Regions from separate parts of the Homo sapiens genome. Here region 1 is linked to region 2. The links are chromatin loops, found by intact Hi-C in ENCODE. Cell type or tissue: heart right ventricle. All regions are shown on one strand. Each heading gives the region's core, and the rest is flanking DNA. Links, peaks and the distances in the headings are about the cores only. Region 1 has its middle 12 kb from the start of LINC01768. Region 2 overlaps LINC01768 (long intergenic non-protein coding RNA 1768).

Region 1 (2,500 bases), core at 1-2,500, 86 kb before region 2:
ATACATTCTCTCAGTTTGAGAAGAGATGTTTGTGTGCTTGCAGTGGAAGCCTCTCCACAAAGACAGAGTCCCTCCTCCTTGCAGACCATCTGGTTCTTTGTCTAGTAAGGCTCTGCCTCAGAGAACAACATTTTGTTAATTCTTCTTGGGAGCAAGGGAAGCCCTCACTTCCTTCATCCTAGGCTTGACTGCTTTGAGGTACTGTTGAGGTGGTATATGGAGGTGAGAGAAAAATGCCTCCTTGTCTGTGTGAGCCTCCTGTAACAATGTAAACTAGTCAGATATTAGTCTCTCCCTAAATTATCTCACTACATTGGTTTCAGCTACAAAACTAGGAACAATTCAAATGCCCATCAGCAGGGTAACTTAATCGTGGTTCAATCACATGGCCGAGAGTGGGGGGATCCTCCGCAGCCTTTAAAAAGATGGAAGAAATGCTCTATGTACTGCCATGAAAGGCACCCAGAATAAACCATTTATTGAAAAAACCCGGTTGAAAAACAGAATGTATAGTATATAATGCCATTTGTGGTTTTTCAAACTGTAAGTCTGTGGTTCTATCTGAATAGAAAAAGGTCTAGAAGGAAGGTTGCTTGCACAACAAATTTTATAATGATCCCTGGGGGCTAGAATTCCGCAGGCTTTGCATTTTCTATTTTTTCTACTCCTTTATTGAATTTGTATAGTGTAATAAAAAGATTTTTTTAAAGAAAATTTTTACAGTGCTGGCCTCTGGTCTGTAGCTCCCTATTTCCCTCTGTGGCAGTAACTGGAGGCCTCAAGGGAGCTGCCACATCCTGAGTGTGTAGCTAAACACCCCTGCTGCTCCAGGAAACTCCAGCCTTGCTTGGCCTGTTTTTGGGTCTGTAAGAGACAACTCCAGGGTGGGTAGGGCCTCAGGGGCAGGGCCGTGTACCCAGTCATCCTGAGCCTGGTGTACCACCTGGTGCCAGGTGGTGAAGAGTGACTGGGCCAGGATGCCAGGGGGTGGAGTGGTGAGTTGCTGGTCTGCTTTGTTAGAGGAAGATGTCGGCATGGGTAGTAGGCTGAATCATAATCCCCAAAGACTTTGGATCCTAATCCCTTCGTATCAGTGAATGTTACTTTATATGGAAAAAAAGGTCATAGCAGATGTGATTAAGGATCTTGAGATGGGCAGATAGTTTTGGACTATCCTAGTAGGGCCTAAATGCAATCACAGATACCCTTAAGAGAGAGGCAGAGGGAGATTTGTCAAAACAGAAGAGGAGAAGGCCATGTGACTACAGAGGCAGAGACTGGAGTGATGTGGCCACAAGCCAGGGAATGCTGGCAGCCACCAGAAGCTGGAAGAGGCCAGGCACAGATTCTCCCACGACACCTCCAGAGGGCGTGCAGCCTGACTGAAACTGGATTTTGGCCCAGTGATACTGATTTTGAACTTCTCTGCCCTCTGGAACTATGAGAGAATCCATTTCTGTTGTTTTAAGCCACCAAATTCATGACGATCTGTGACAGCAGCCACAGGAACCTGACATAGCTGTCAAAAGTGAGGCTGGCCTGCAGCTGTTCAGCGTGCTCTTTCCTGAGGGCCTGCCTTCCTCACTCCAAGCTGCCCAGGCTGAAAAGAAAATGAGGCTGCTTCCTCTAGACATCCTTGAGAGGGGCTTATCTAATGAGTTCTGGCACTTGTGAGGAGGGGTGTGTGGATGTGGAGCCTACTCTTGCTCTCCACTAGCCTGGCTGGTGGTGAGGGGTTGCCCAGCAACCACAGAGGCTGGCAGGGCTCCCCACTGTGCCCTGGTTTCTCCTCAGAGCAGTTCTTGCCCTGAGTATTGTTAGAGTGCAGAGGCTATTAAAAAAAATGAAAACACCAACCCTCAAAATAACTTCCCAGGTTCTAAAAATGGAATTCTGCCCAGTAGTAATATTTCTCATTCTTGCAATAGTAAAATTTCTCACTTCCTCGTGCTCTGTAGGCTTGTGTCTGGCCCAAGAGGGAACTGCTATTAATGGCAATTTCTGCCTGATGTAATCCCCTTGGTGAGCCACCTGCCTGTGGATGGTGACACTCCTTTACCCAACAGGCCTTGCACCCTCCTCCACAGAACCTCCCGCAGCGTGTTAGGTTTTTGTCTGCTTTGATTGATATCCATAGTCTCTCTTGGTTCAGAAAATAATAACAACAATGATAATCAACCAATTACTTATATAGCTCTTATAATTGTCAGGCATTGTCCCAAGCACGGAATGTTTATTAACCCATACACTGCTCATGACTGTCCTGTGGGGTAGCTATTAGTATTATCCTCCTTGTACAGATGAGAAAACAAAGTCATGGGGAGGTTAAGAACATGTACAAGGGCACATAGCTACCAAGTGGCTGAGCTGGGGTTTGAACCCAGCCTGAAGGGCTCTGGGATCAGAGCTCTTACCTCCTGCATTGTATTGGCTGGCTGGAGGAAGGATGGGGAAGCCTTTCTCTGTGCAAAGCGAGCTGTCCTGGGCAGCTGATTTGGGC
Region 2 (15,599 bases), core at 12,428-14,927:
CCTGGTAAGGGTTTCGGATTTCAGAATTTAAACCAGTGACAGCCATGATAAAATATGAATTTAAATAAGACCATTGGGCTGTTTGTGGCAATCACGTACTAGAGACCAGCAAGCTTGCTGTGGCAGGTAAAAAATGGGGTGGCCTTGACTAGGATGATGGCTGTTGCTGGAGAGAAGAGGTCAGATTTTAGGGATATTTTAGAGGATTTGGGAGCTAAAGAAGAACAGAGGAGTCAAAGTCAACCTACCGTTTTTCATTTGTACAACGCACTGGATGGTTGAGTTTGTTTCCTGGGAAGTCAGCTGTGGATATACTGAGTGGGGCTGCTGTTGGGGGGGTCTCGAATAAAGGTGTCAAGTCACGCAGGGTTGCCAGATCAAATACGGATGCCCAGTTACGTCTGAATTTTAGATAAATGACAAATAATGTTTTAGTATAAATCTGTCCTATTGCATTGGGCATATTCATACTAAAAAAGCATCCATTGTTTATCTGAAATTAAATTTAACTGGGCATCCTGTGTTTTTATTCGCTAAATCTGTCAACCCTACAGGCAATTGAACCCATGGATCTGAAGATCAGGAGGGGTCTAGAAGAGAGGTGTCCTCCATAGTTTCCAGCCTAGAGCAGCACTTGAAGCATTAGGAGTGCAGGGGGTGGCTTAGGGGCAATAAACAGAGGAGACAGGTCTAGGGCAGTCACAGTAAGTCCAATATTTAGGGTTTGGGTAGAGGAGGACAAACAGGAAAGTGTAATGGAAGCCAAGGGTAGGAGAAAGAAGAAGTGACCCTCAGTGGAAAAATCAAACATGCGAGGGCTAAAACTGTTCACTGAATGTATGGAGAAGGTCATTAGTAGTTTGGGTGCAGTTTATTTATATTTTGTGAGGGAGGAAAAATCTATCACAGTGAGTTGAGGCGTAAATGGAAAGTGTTTGAGATGTTTTCCTAGGAAGAAGAGGGTAATCATTGGAGGAAGAGATAGAATCAAGGGAGGGCCCGATTTCACATTAGAGACTTGAATGTGTTTAAATGATGGGGAGCTGAGAGTAAAGAGGGAGAAGCTGAAGATAAAGGAAAAGAGGGGATAGGCAAGGTCCCTGAGATGGCAGCAAGGGTTGGGATCCAGAAGCTAAGAGGGCAAATTAGATAGAAGAGTGTATGCCTTCCATTAAACCAGGAGGCAAAGTGGAGAGGACCTGTGCAGCCGGTAGATAAGAGAAGCTGCAGGATGGCTGAAGACTCACTGCCTCAAGGCTTCTGTCTTTTTTTTTTTTTTGAGATGGAGTCTCCCTCTGTCACCCAGGCTGGAGTGCAGTGGCGCGATCTTGGCTGACTACAACCTCCACCTCCTGGGTTCAAGTGATTCTCCTGCCTCAGCCTCCCCAAGTAGCTGGGACTACAGCCGTCTGCCGCCACCCCAAGATAATTTTTTTTTTGTATTTTTAGTAGAGACAAGGTTTCACCATATTGGTCAGGCTGGTCTTGAACTCTTGACCTCAGGTGATCCACCTGCCTCAGCCTCCCAAAGTGCTGGGATTACAGGCATGAGCCACCACACCTGGCTGGCTTCTGTCTTATCTTTGAAAGGAGTAGGAGATAACATCTGCTGAGAATTCAGATGGAAGTAAGTATGTGGAAAGTTTGAGGACAGGGATACGGTCTACCAGGGTGGTTTTTCCAGGACTAGAATATGTATGGCAGGCAGCACTGAGGACCCAGCCAAGCTTGGTGGTCACAGTGTTGGAGGACCTGGCCAGCTTGCTACTGTGGCCTTCTCCTGCAGAATCACCTGTCATGCCAGTGCAGTTCAGAGGAAAAGGACAGCTGCTTCATCCACCGGTGGAATTTTGGCAGGCGGTGCAACAAGGGGGAATTTATGTTATAGGAGAGAATGAATAAAATTCTGAGCTGTGCATCTCAGGTGTGAGAAAAGAGAATGCAGGAAAAAGGGGGCTGCTGGATTGAAAGAAAACAGAGGGATCCATGGACGGGGTACCTGATGGGGTCAGAGGTCAAGAGTAGACAAAGTGATTGAGTGGAGAAGCTGAGAGTATAGAGAAGGCCATCAAGATTAGTGATTTCAGAGGTGAGGGAGTTCTGGGTGGTGACTAAGTCTAGGGAGTGGTGATGGGAGTGGGTGGCCAAGTCACAGTGGGACAGAAGGTTGTCAGAGATGGGGAAAGCCAGCAGCTCAGAGGCTAGGGTGTGGGCTGCCACTCTCACGGACATAAAGTCATCCCGATGATGACAGGGGCTCCCTGTACACACCACACCTTACCTCTCCTGGCAACACCCCACTGTGTCTCAACCATGTGGGTTGCTATGGTGGTGGGTGTATGTGGGATGGTGGTAGTTAAAACTGGGAGGGCTCTGTGAGATGTTTCCATAATAGGAAGAGATTTTGTCACTTGTGTAAGCTTTGAACAAAATGGGTTCCTCAAAGTCCTCACATAGCTTGTTATCAAGATGAATCAGGATTGAGAAAATCTAAGATTCGTCCTCTACTCCCATGCTGATGGCAGCCCAGAATGGAACGCCTCCTCCCCTTCCCCCACTCCTGGAGCCTGCTCCTCTCTCATGTCCTCCCAGCCACTCTGTGTAGATAATTCAGTCTCACTCTCATGTCACCAACTCTGCCTCTTTCTATTTATTCCCACTGTACCTGTTCTGATTCATGTTATTGCCACCAGTCTCCTAACATTACATTGCTTCTTAACTGATTTATCTGCTCCACCCTTTCCCTCCAACTTTCCCCAGCTCCCCCTTCCAGGGGAGAGAGGACAAAGAGAGGACACTCCTAGAAATAAACTCTCCAAAATACACCCTTCCCACAGCCGTCAGCAGAGCCTCTGCAAAATGCGGGTCAGTTTAGATGACTCCTGTCATGGAAACTTCTCAGAGGGTCTCTGTGTCTACAGAACAAAGACGACACTCCTTGCTTAGCACGATACCAAGACTCCTCCTCGCCTGACCACCTACATCTCCTCCCTCCATGTCCTATGCGCCAGTCCCTGTGGGCTTTTGTATGTTAGCTGTAACAAAGCATGTACTTTCCTGACTCATGCTCTCCTCCTGTTTCTCTGGCTGGCAAGAGCCTGTGCATCCCATAGGGCTTAGCCGCAATCACACCTTCTCTTTGGTGCCTTTTTTATCCTCATAGTTCAAAATTAATCAGCCCTTTCTCTACAACAAAGCCAGCATGTTGTCAAATCTCTATTTAGCATATATTGTCAGCCTTGTATTGCAGTCAACTGTTTAGAAATCGTTCATGTAACACTTATCTATAAATATGTTTAGTTGTGTGAGACGCTGAGGACACAAAGACAGAAGGCCAGTCCCTGCCTTCAGAGTGTTCATGTTTTGGTGATGGGGGAATGGGAGTTTCTGCTAGGCTGCCAGGCAATGGCACAGCTTAGTGGTATATGCTGTGATGCTTGAAGGACGTCTACCCAGACGAGGGTCAGGGAAGACTTCCTGTGGGAAGATGACATCTCAGCTGAGGCTGGAGGGAGGAGCTGCCTGGCTTTTCAGGTAATTCCACCATGTAGTAGAATTACCAGTTTATATGTCTCTCTCCCCAGCTACAATCTAAATTTCTGAAGTTCAGAGAAATGTTTTACTTATCGCTGAGTCCCCACACCTCATTCCAGAGGCTGGCACATCTTAAACCACAGTGATGATTGTTAGGATGGGCCTCTAGACTCCTGGAAGGCAGGAGCTCTGTCTTCTCCATTCTTTTATTCTTCTCTCTTCCAGTGCCTTGTAGCGAAGCCTTGGCAGATTGGGTGTTTTCTGAAATGAGTTACAAGAGAGCTTCCCGGAAGTAGCAGGTGCTCTGGGGACACATGAGCAAACAGTTGGCCTGGGATGTGTCTCAGACTAGACAAGTGCACACAACTCATGTGACTGCTGTCTAGACCCCAGATGCCAGCAAGCTGATGCTCATCCCAGCTGGGCTCCCTGAGGCTGGCTGACCGAACAAGACCTCCCAGCTTTGGCCTGTTGTCCATCATTCTTTCCTACACGCTGCCAGGAAACGGACAGGGAAGGGGCACTTCCAGCAAGCAGAGACAGGGCCAAGAACTCCAGGGACCAGGCTGGAGTGACTTACCGGGACAGCGTGGGGGCACACTGAGATGCACCAGCAGAATGCCTCCTGCCCGGGCTAGAGATTGGACCCCAGCATGGTTTTGGAGGCTGTAGATTCAGCAGTTGTGGTGTCACGAGTCACTCATCTCAAATAAAGGACAGGGGGAACTCAGTGTGAGCCCCAAACAAGAAGCTCACAGGCAGCTTCTGAGCCCTGGGGAGAAATTGTTTGCTCCTGGGCTGGGTGGTAAGGGGGGGTTCTCCAGTGGACCCTCCTTCCTCCACCTACTTGCCACCAATTTGTATTGGGGAGGGGTTGGTATGCAGAGGGTGAAGACAGTATCATAAAAGCAGGAAAGTGTCCTGAATTCCAGGGCTGAGGAAACTCCCCCTGGGGCTCTATAGTTCCTACCAGGAAGTGGGGAATTCCCAGCAGCTTGCAGTGGGTGGTGGGGAGGTGGAGAGGGAGAAGTTTCCAGAGGGTCAGGGCTTCCTTAGGAAGGGCCCTCCCATCCTGAGGCAAATCTCTGCTCATCCCCTGAAGGTAGAAGTGGGCTTTGGGATCCAAGGTGCCCTTTAGCTTGGGATGTAGGGCATGTAATTCTTACTCAAAGGACAGCCTCTCTCCTCAGGCCTCGGCAAGGAGCCAAGACAGACGCCCTCTCCTCCAGCAGCCGGCTCCTTGGGGCTCCTCCTCCTCCTCTCCTCCCAGCGCTCCTCGCTGGACTTCTTTATTCCCCACATTGTCTTCTCATCTCCCTACTGAAACTAGGAGAAGGTGGAGGGAGGGCCTAGATTGTTCCTCTCTGAAAGGGTCCCCCAGTTGGGTAAGAAGAGCTGGTCTGTGGTCACGGCCTACAATCCAGTAAGCTCGGGCTCTGCCTGTGGCCAAGTTACTCAGCTACTCCAAGTCCAGGCTTGCTCCTCTGTAAAATGGGGATGCCCCTTTGCAAAGCTGTTGTGCTGAGCCATTGCATGTCAGACTCCTTGCGAATTCGCTTTAGAGATTGTTGTTCATTAGTCGAACATCCATTCAGCACATTTATTGTGTGCTCAGTGTGTGCTATGTGCTGTTCTGTGGGCTGTTCTGTGGGCTAAGAATGTAGAGTGAACAAAGCAGACAAAACCCCTGTCCTCCTGGAGCTCACACTTTAGTGGGGAAGATGAACAAGAAGGAAGCCAGCAAATACACAAACATGTAATACATAATAAATATAATTGCCTTCCACGCAAAAAATAAGGAAAAGTGACAAAGGGTGGAGAGTTCTATCTTAGGATGCTCAGCAAGAGCCTCTCTGAGGAGGTGACATTTGAACAGAGGCTTGAATGTGGTGAAGGGGAGGGCCAGGTGACAATATCCAGGAGGGCCTTCCAGGAAGAGTGAGCAGCACCAGCCAGTGCTCTGAGGCAGGGAGCAGCTTGCTTAGGGACCAGCAAGGAGTCGAGGGGTAGTAGTGGAGTGAGCAGGACACAGTTCCGGGGAGAAGAAGTCAGAGGACAAGGTAAGGCCAGGTCCCCTAGGGCCTTGTTTGTCACTTTAGGGAGTTTGCATTTTATTCTAAGTAATGGTTTTGAACAAGGGAGTGACATGATCTGATTTATGCTTTTAAAATATTACTCTGCATGGAGAATTTGCTGGCAAAGCGGGGCCAGCAGAGCAGTTAAAGAGGCTGTGGTCATTATTCACCACAGCGCTCCCCGTCTTCCATCTCTCCTCAGCCAAACTCCTCTTTTCCTCCCCACTGTGCCTGGAGTCTGTCTGCACACTCTGGAAGCTGCAGTGGCCTACCCCAGGGGGCTTTGGCAGCCTCCAGCTCTCTGAGGCTTGCAATGTTCTTGGTCCGCTCCTCCTGTCAGGAATCTCCACTCCCTGGTACCTCGGTGCTGCACCACACAACCTAAAGCACCCATCTGAGGCACAAAGCGCAGCACTTGTATAAGGTCCACTCTCTGACCATCCCTTCTTTCCTCCTCTGAGGGTTCCTCTCCTCTACCTGAGGCAGAGGTGTTGCAGACCTCGGGTTCTCTTCCAGGCCCCTTCTCTTCCCACTCTGACTGAAGTTCTGCTGTCACCCCCACCATCCCGTTCCCTGCCACAAGTGCAGCTATGGTGCTTCCTGGTGAGTCAGATGCTCCCGGTTGCATCCCATCACCAGTGTCTACTAGATGTCCACACTGGGCATGCCTCAGGTACCTCCAAAGTGAAGGCAAAGCAGGCAGACTAAACCCCTCCCCTGAGGGAGGTCTCATTCTAGTGATGGAGATAGAGAAACACATGCACAACCTACAACATATCAGTCGGGGAGTGATAAATGCCAAGATGAAAATTAAAGCAAGGGAAGCACATTGAGAGTGATGGCGGTCAGGGTCCACTCTAGACAGAAACTTGGATTATTTGGATGCACAAGCCATGTGAGTGTCAGGGGACACAGTGTTTCAGGCAGAGGAAAGAGCAAGTGCAATGGCCCCAGGTGGGAAATGAGATGTAAAGAAGGCGAATGTGGCTGGAGGCTAAGGGGGAACACGACTCACGCCACCATGACCTTGGCCCAGACTGTATAAACCGTTCCCATGTAAAGTCTCCCCACCTGCAGCTCACCCTCCTCCAATCTGTGGTCCCCACTCCAGTCACTCTGGACTTTCCAAGATGCAAATTTGCACACTGTGAACCTCTGCTATAAACCATTCACTGGCTTCTCCTGGCTCTTACGATAAAGACCAAACTGTGAGGGACCACTGGGCCACTCCCCGCCTCTTCTCACCACCCACCTCACACCTTCTACTCCAAATTTTATGACCAGCTTTCAGTTCCTAGAATGCACTGACTCTTGACTGAGGTCTTCCTACTTTCTGGTTCCTCTGGTCCACACATTTTTGCTGCCAGCTTCCAGCCCTTATTCCCTTACCCACCTACCTCCTACTCACTCCCCAGGAAATCAGCAGGGGTGTGACCTCCACCAGCCACCTTCTGTGATCTCGAGGTGGGTGAGGTGTCCCTCCCAGGTGCTACATTGCAAGTGCCTGAGTATGTCTCTGTACCTTCTGCAAGCCTGACAGGCCCATGAGTGCTTGTCTAGCTCATTGGAGGTGGAAACTTCAGCTCATAGCACTGGACTCGGCACACAGAAGGTGCTCATTAAATATTTTTTGGATAGATGGAAGGGTGATGTGGGATTGGAAATGGGAATGGTGCATCTGGAAAGGAAAAGGCATTCCAAGGAGGGGGATGATGGAGAAGGGCATGGCGAAGGCAGAAGTGTGGAGACGGCTGTGTGTGCTGTGTCACATGCAGGAGCAAAAGAGGCCAGCCTGGTGGAGCAGAAGGCATGAAGGAGCAGGGGGTGAGGAGGTCGAAGAGGAGGTTGGGGCCAAGTGAGGGCATTTGGACTTCATTCTGGAGGCAACAAAGAGCCTCTGAAGATTATAATCAAGATGTGACATGGTCACAGCTGTGTTTAAGGACATCAATCTGGTGTGACCTGCAGGTGAAACTGCAGGACAGGGAGGAGTTAGGGGAGGGATTTGGAGGCCACCTCCACTTTTGGGGGTCAGCAGGCAGACTATTCTGAGCCCCTTCTTCAGCAGGAAGACCCTGGTCTAGCCACAAGCCTCGGTGACCCTGGACAGTGAGCCTCCCCTCCTGGTGTTCCTCCTCCCCTCGGCAGAGGCAGATTGCCCTTCCTGGTGACTCACCCCAGAAGGGTCAGCTCTAAGCAGAAAGTCATTGTTGACAGGAAGAGGGGTCAGACTTTCCCTTTTCCGGCCAGCTTCCTGGGTACCAAAATAGCAACGCGGCACAACAAAGAGTTGGGGCGGTGGAGGCCTCCCAAATGGGCTGGAGGACACACCGACCCCACCCCATGCTGCCCACCCGCCTGTGGGATCCACCATGCCACATGACAGCCAGCCTGACAGCACCAGTCGCTGGTGAGTCTGGTAGCCCTGGAAACCCTCTCACAGCCAGCCGAGATGTGAGGGACACAGAGAGAGGAGGTGCCATTTCAGACCCCTATGCCTGGCACGTTGGGGTGAGAAGGACACACCAGTCAGAGCTGGTTCTGAGGCTCGCATCCGGAGGGAGATCCTGGAACCAGGGCTGAGGCTCGCATCCTGAGGGACATGCTGGAACCAGGGGGCATCCGAGTTGGGGACACAGTCTGGGAAGGTGTCTAAAGGAAGTGAGAATTGAAGGAGGGACAGAGCGCTACCCAGAAGGGCATAACTAGAGGCTGGGACCAGGTCAGGAAACATGTCCCTCAGGTGTAGAAGCTGCAAGTGAGAAACCAACGTGGTAGGAACCTCAGCAGGCTGGCTCCAGCTCCAGAAGCTGTTGGAGTTGAGGATTTGTTCTCTGTAGAGGAGCAACATCACCTGTGTAGTCTGGTTCCTAGGCTAGGCCATCCTCTAGAATTCTGTGTGAGCCAGAATGTTCAACTAATAAGAGAAGGCTGCACATTGTGGGTGGAGAGCGGGAAAGAGAGGGGGCTTGCAGCATCTGCAGGGGCCAGAAACTACATGCACAGAGAAGCTTTCTCAATCGGAAAAGAGCTTAGGAAACATTGAACTGGAGAACAACGGAAGCAAACCTGTGTCCGGGAGTGGCTCCAGTGAAACCCACCTCTTTCTCTGTGTATGGAATTCCAAACACCCGTTGTACAGGAGGAAGCAGCTACAGATCGTCCTACTCACCAGCTGGGTGGCACCACCGGCTTTAAGTAATGGGTAAACTGGCTCAAGCAAGCCTGGGACTCAGAGACAGATGTGCGAAGCAGAGATGTTGCCATGCCTAGGCTGAGGGCTTTCAGCCAATCGGTGAGGGGAATGGAGGAGAAAGGAGAGAGGGGTGTTGGGTTGAGGGCCGGGATGTTAAGAAAAGGATTGTATCCTGGGAGATGGGCTAAGGATCAAGAGGATGAGGAGAAACACCCCCTCCCACAGCCTCTGCAGCACCCAGAGTTGCAAGATCCAAAGAGATGTTCCTTTCTGTCCTCTCTTTGCTGTCCCCCTCCCCTCCTGGCCCTCCCAGCATTGCAGACCCTTGCCTCTGGTTTGCAGCTGGGCTAAGGGCAAAAGCAGAAGCAAGAGCCTGAGCTGCTTTTTCCTGCCTGGATTTCTGTTCTTGCAGTTGCCACAGAGCTGGCTCCTTCTCATCATGCTAGTCTTGGCTTAAACGTTACATCCTCCAAGAGGCCTTTGCTGGCCACCGCAGTGACGTATTCCACCCTGACATCACTATCACAGTCCCTGCTTTAGTTTTAAGACAGCACTTACCACGAACTGGTATTTTCTCTCGTTTCCTTGTTTATTTTTGTCTCTGCCATCTAGAATGGAAGCTCCCCGAGAGCAGGAACCTTGTCTGTGTTGTTCATGGCTATATCCCCAGCACTCAGAACAGGGCCTGGCACAGAGTAGGTGCTCAAATATTTAGTTGATTCATGATGAATAATAATTGCTAACATTGGTTGAGTGTTACTACATGACAAGTACTTATTTCACATATTAACTCATGGGCCAGTGAGCTATAGGCCTCTGGGCAAATCCAGCTCCCTGCTTGTTTTTATAAATACATTTTATTGGAACACATGCCTATCATGTACATATTGTCTATGGCCGCTTTCATGATACAATGGCAGAGTGGAGTAGTTGTGACAGAGCCTGAGGCCTCCTAGAAGTGCTAGAAGCTTTTCCTTACCCCTCCAACACTCTGCCACTCACACTTACCACACCGAGCCAGTCTCCCCTCTCCACTTTGCTTTTGCTGCTCCCTCTGCCTGGGACCCCCTTCCCTGCCCCACCCTTCTCTCTTTTCCTTGGCTCACCTGTCATCGGCCTGAAAGCTGCACCTGATCCTGGACCTTCTCTTGGAGGCTCCCAGAGCAACCTGGGCTTCTTTCTCCGCAGCACTAACTATGGGATGCCATCACTGGCTGCTTACCAGGCTCACTCACCCCTTCCAGCTCTGCTGGACTGTGAGCTCATTGACAGTAGACTATCTTCTACTTTGGAAATCCCAGCACTTAACCTTGAGCCAGGCACATAGTAAATATTAAGTAAAGATTTATCAGCCGGGCACAGTGGCTCACACCTGTAATCCCAGCATTTTGGGAGGTCGAGTTGGGTGGATCACTTGAGGTCAGGAGTTCAAGACCAGCCTGGCCAAAATGGTGAAACCCCATCTCTACTAAAAATACAAAAATTAGCCGGGCATGATGGTGGGCGCCTGTAGTCCCAGCTACCTGGGAGGCTGAGGTGGGAGAATCACTTGAACCTGGGAGGCGGAGGTTGCAGTGAGCCAAGATCGTGCCACTATGCTCCAGCCTGGGTGACAGAGCAAGAGATCAAGACTTTGTCTTAAAAAAAAAAAAGATTTATCCCGTGGATGGCTATCCGATTTTTGTCAGACATGGGATGAATAATGGCAGATTCTAAAAATATTTACTATCTGGCCCTTTACAGAAAAGATCTGTAGACCCCTGTAGTAACTCAGTTAATCCTCATCAGTACAATTAAGGTCAGTGCTGTTACTATCTCCATTTTACAGATAAGGCAACTGAAGCACAGAGGCACAGAAGGCTTGTCCAAGGTTGCATAGCTAGTAAGTACAGAGGCTGGAGTTGAATCCAGGCAGTCTTGCTCCAGCCCATGTTACTAATCATTCCCTTTCTAAGAATGTTACCTGCTTCATTCCCTTTCTAAGAATGATCAGGAGGTGGTGGGTGGGGTGGGAGGGATAGGCTGGCCAACGTCATCATGGGAGCAGCACAGCAGGAAGGAGAGCTGGAAGTCCAGCAGAGCCCTGATGACCCAGGGCTATTGTTTTTGAGGCTTGGCCTGATTCTGGGACCCAGAGCTCTCAAATTCTGTTTCCTAGAGCCGGAGTCCTACCCATAAACATACATAAACACCCCCAACCTTCCCAATCTGAAGATTGAGTGTAGAATATTCCCCACTTAGGACTTGAGGTCTCAACATTTTCCTTAAACTTTGACCCCTGCTATGAGTTGTCTACATGAGAATTGTCTTAGTCTGTTTTCTGCTGCTATAACAGAATACTCGAGACTGGGTAATTTATAAAGAAAATAAATTTATTTCCCCAGTTCTGGAAGCAGGGAAGTCCAAGGGCATGGCCCCAGCATCTGCATGGCATCTGGTGAGGGCCTTCTTGCTGCGTTATAACAGAGTAGAAGGGCAAGCAAGCATGTGAGACACAGAGAGAGAAGCATCAGGGGCCAGACTCAATGGATAACAGCACACTTTCATGATAACATTAATCCATCCATGAGGACTTCCCATCATGGCCCAATCACTTTTTAGTAGGCCCCACCTCCCAGCATGGTCATATTGGGGATTAAGTTTCCAACACATGAACTTTTGGGGGATGTGTTAAAACCATAGCAAGAACAAGGATCCAGTAGTCTCTGATTTAACACAATTTAGGTTAATTTAAGGTTGAATACACTGTTATTTAAAAAGATGACGGGTGAGGTGGCTCATGCCTGTAAACCCAGCGCTTTGGGAGTCCGAGGCAGGTGGATCACCTGAGGTCAGGAGTTCAAGACCAGCCTGGCCAACATTGTGAAACCCCATCTCTACTAAAGGTACAAAAATTAGCTGGGCGTGGTGGCTAAAGCCTGTAGTCCCAGCAATTCAGGAGGCTGAGGCAGGAGAATTGCTTGAACCCAAGAGGCGGAGGTTGCAGTGAGCTGAGATCGTGCCACTGCATGCGAAACTCCATCTCAAAAAAAAGAAATTTTTTTTTTGTAGTTCCACAAAAGAATGATCTGGCTTCTATGGGCTTCACAGTTTAAACATGTTCAAGAACTTCCCATTCTTCTGATGTTGAAATTTGGATGCAGTCCAACTCAGAGGTTAAAACACACACACACACACACACACACACACACACACACACACGACAAGAAGTAAATCCTCTAGAATCAGAAGAAAAATTGCAGCCTTGAAAATCACAGCTTTACTCATGAGGCCGCCTAGAAGTGCTAGAAGCTTCTTCTTACTTATAAGAAATGAAAAAAAAAAAAGGGGGCAGGTGTCGAGGAGGATGGGAGGATGGGACAAGCTGCTGGAAGGTGTAGTGAGCGCTGAACAGGTCAGCCCCATCCTGGTGCAGAGGCCTGGTCTGAGACGCTCCGCCGTGGAGGCATGTCCTGGAAAGTGTATGCTGGTGAGGAGCAGTGGAAAGGCTTCCCTACTCCTAATCTTCTGGACTTTGGAGGCTGCTCTAAAGTTTACCAAGACTTCACATTTGCCATCACATTTGCTCATGACAAGGCCCTGAGGGAGGAGTTACTTCTATCCCCATCAGAGAGGTTCTACAGTTTGCCAAAAGTCACACAATAAGGGGCATGACATGATGGTCCTCCTCTTGAATAGATTCCTTGCTTATGGAGCAATCTCCAGATGATTCACTGGGGAGCCTGAAAGAGGGACAGGGTCATTTGGGTGGGGACTGAGGTATTTCAATTCGCCTGTCTCACTCTCCACTGTGCTCCGGTACCAAGACCTAGATCCTCACTCAGTATTTGTGCAGGGTATTGAAACTCCATGTCCCTACTCTAGGCAGGTACAGGTGTGTAGGGCAGGCACAGACGGAAGCTGCAAATAAGCTGGCACAGGGAAAAGGGTTAGGAGAGGGATGTAAAGTGCCACTGAGATTCTGAGGAAGATGAGACCATGTGGGTCAGGGAAACAGAACTCTCGTTGGTGAAGAGAGCAGCCGAGAGGGCCTTGAGGGGGTTTATTTCCACAGGTGGGGATGGAGGCATAGTGACACCTTCTGTGGCTTTGCCTCTGCCAGCCTTGCCAGACTTCTTCCCCTCCAACCCTCTGCCACTCACACTCACCACACCAAGCCAGACTCCCCTCCCCACTTTGCCTTTGCTGCTCCCTCTGCCTGGGATCCCCTTCCCTGCCCCTCCCTTCTGTCCTTGTCTTGGCTCACCTGTCATCATCCCTGAAAACTGAGCCTGACCCTGGACTTTCTCCTTAAGGCTCCCAGAGCAACCTGGGCTTCCTCCCCGATAGCACTAACTATGGGGTGCTGTCACTGCCTGCTTCCAGCCCCACCCCTACAGCCCACTGGACTGTGAGCTCACTGACAGTAGACTGTCTTCTACTTTGGAAATCCCAGCACGTAACCTTAAGCCAGGCACACAGAAAACATTCAATAAAGATTTATCCAGGGCATGGCTATTGAATTTTTGTCAGGTGTAGGGGTGCATAATGGAAAACAAGATGGAAGCAGAAGGTGGGGACCAACACGAAGAAGGCCCTGGCATCAGTCAAGGGTGCTAGCATTTACTCTGTGGGTGTGTGGAGCCACTGTCAGCACTAGGTGAGGCCACAGCAGGGAGGACAATGCCCACTGGTAGGACTGCTATGCCACATGAGGGCTAGAGCAGAGCAAGGTCAGACCAAGAGCGAGGAAGGCCTGACAGGTGCCCCAGCATCCTGTATGCATGCAGGTCTCTGCAGCCTTTGGAGAGCCTAGACAAGCACCCCGAGTTCTGCTAGTACCTGGGTTAAATTGACAGAGTGAGTTCTGACCTGCAGCTATGGCATCCTGCCAGAACCCATGACCTCACCCAAGTGCAGAGGGCCCATGACAAGCATGTGACACAGCAGTCAGCACTGGGACAGGCCACAGTGGGATGAAAGGGTGGAGCTTAGCTTAGAAATAGGGGAGGGAAAAGGTTACTTCCAGCAGAGAGAATGATCTGGATTCGTAAAATCCATTCATTCACTCATGCATTCATCCATTCAACAAAGCTTTATTGAGCACCTAGTATATATGGGTTCCATGGGAGATAAAAGCTATCTCTACTCTCATAGTTCAGTAAGAAGAAGGGTAAGAAATGTACATAAACACAAGAGAGACACAGAGACCAAGAACCATGGGGCCAGAGGAGAGAGGAAGCATTCCTGTTGAGAGTAAGGGGGAATGTTTCCCGAGGAGGGGACATTTCAGACGGGCCCTAAAGATGAGTACAAGGAGATTCCAACAAGAAGACATGGGAGGGGCAAGCAGGGATGGCAGGAGACCTTGAGCTCCTGGGGGTGGGAACCATGGCAATCTGGTTCCTAATTGTCCCTGGTCCCCATGTGGTGATCCGTGAGCATTTGTCTTGTTTGTTGAATGAGACAATGACTGTTTCCTGGTCCCGCCTTCGCTCTTCACCGGATCCACCACTGATTACCCAAATTTCTCCCTCTGCAGCACTTAGTCTCCTGAGCTCTGTTCCTTCTGCCAAACCCACATCTTGGACCTCAAAGGCAAAATATCCATTTCTCTGACCCCACAGACCCTCTCCTCATATCCTTGATCTCACCCCTGCCTATCCCCAGGACCCTGCTCCTTCAGTGGCCTTGTCTCTCCATCTGCTTAGCTTCTCCCTCTGTGGGCTCCTTCCCTTTCGCTGGTAAACCTGTATAAGTGTCTGGCACTCCCCCAAGCCCTCACTTCCTAATGAGATGCTGCATTTCCTAAGGACAAGTCCAGGCAGCACCAGATGTGCCTCTTCACGGACCCCATCAGACAGTGCCCTATGCTTGGAAAACATTCATTGAATGGATGGATCCAATCCTGTCATCTCCTAGCATCCTCAGTGGTTCTCAATGTAAAGTCAAATGTCACGTGTATGACCTACAGATGCCCAATGAATGGGATTGGTCTGGCCTGTCTCTCACTTCCTCTAGTCTTCCTCCCCAGCTCCAATCATTCCTGAGTAATTATACTACCCAGAACCCACTACACTGCCCTCGCCTCTCCTGAGTTTGTGCATGCTGTTCCCTCTCTCTGGAATGAATGCTCCTTCCCTACTTCTGTGCCACGTGCACTTTTGCTCTCAATGCAGCTCAAGGGTCTCCTCCTCCCATGAGACTGTGAGCTTCCTGGGAGTAAAACATGGTCCTAGTTAATAACTTTAGCCCTAGTGCCTAGGTAGGTGCTCAATAGATGTTCATTAAGTAAGCAAATTAAGGAATGTAGGGAGAAGTGCTAGTGATTCCAGAGGCATACGCTCAATTTTCCTCTTGAGTCCTGGCTCCCACCTGCAAAAAGGGGTGAAATTGCTTAGGGGCATGGAGTGTCCAAGAAGACATGAACCCATAGTCTGGTTTCCTCCAAACTCAGCTCTAGGAAGATTCTTCTTTTAAGCTGGCTTAAAGAATTAGGCGTGTGCTCAATGATTTTCTTTTAATTCAAGGCAGAACTGGAGTATGACTTCTATTGTCATGTTCTAAAAATATATCTTCTATGGTTCTCTGCTTTCTTTGCAGTAAAATAGCCTTGGCATGACCCTGTTTTTGCATAACTGAAGACACAATTTAATGAAATAGCACTTTATGAGCTTTAAGGGAAGCAAATATCTGACCTAATCAGGGGTGAAAGAAGGGGAGAGAGACTCTATGCCAGGCTGTTCCATCTCTGTTAGGAAAGGCCCAGGGCCAGGCAGTTCCCAGCTTTTCAAGGAATGTTGGCACAGGAGTCC

The links. Peaks named below come from ENCODE experiments on the same cell type or tissue, not always from the same donor. Only the 100,000 strongest peaks of a DNase experiment are listed, where the experiment ranks them.
Region 1: a loop joins it to region 2, with 2.1 times the contacts of the local background. A loop is called at or near these places in 22 of 110 quality-filtered maps.

Annotation. Positions count from the first base shown.
Region 1 is chr1:109,814,688-109,817,187 of GRCh38, forward strand. No RefSeq gene overlaps it. Among named protein-coding and RNA genes, the nearest start is that of LINC01768, 12 kb to the right of the region's middle. RefSeq lists enhancers at 1,540-1,659, 1,810-1,859 and a silencer at 2,030-2,109. In heart right ventricle, for the core only: a CTCF peak has its summit at 1,348 (motif pointing right); no DNase peak of the experiment used is centred there.
Region 2 is chr1:109,888,191-109,903,789 of GRCh38, forward strand. All of the region lies in intron 4 of LINC01768 (long intergenic non-protein coding RNA 1768), which reads left to right. Among named protein-coding and RNA genes, the nearest start is that of CSF1, 15 kb to the right of the region's middle. RefSeq lists a cis regulatory region at 947-1,371 and an enhancer at 2,057-2,351. In heart right ventricle, for the core only: no CTCF peak of the experiment used is centred there; a DNase peak (open chromatin) is centred at 13,679.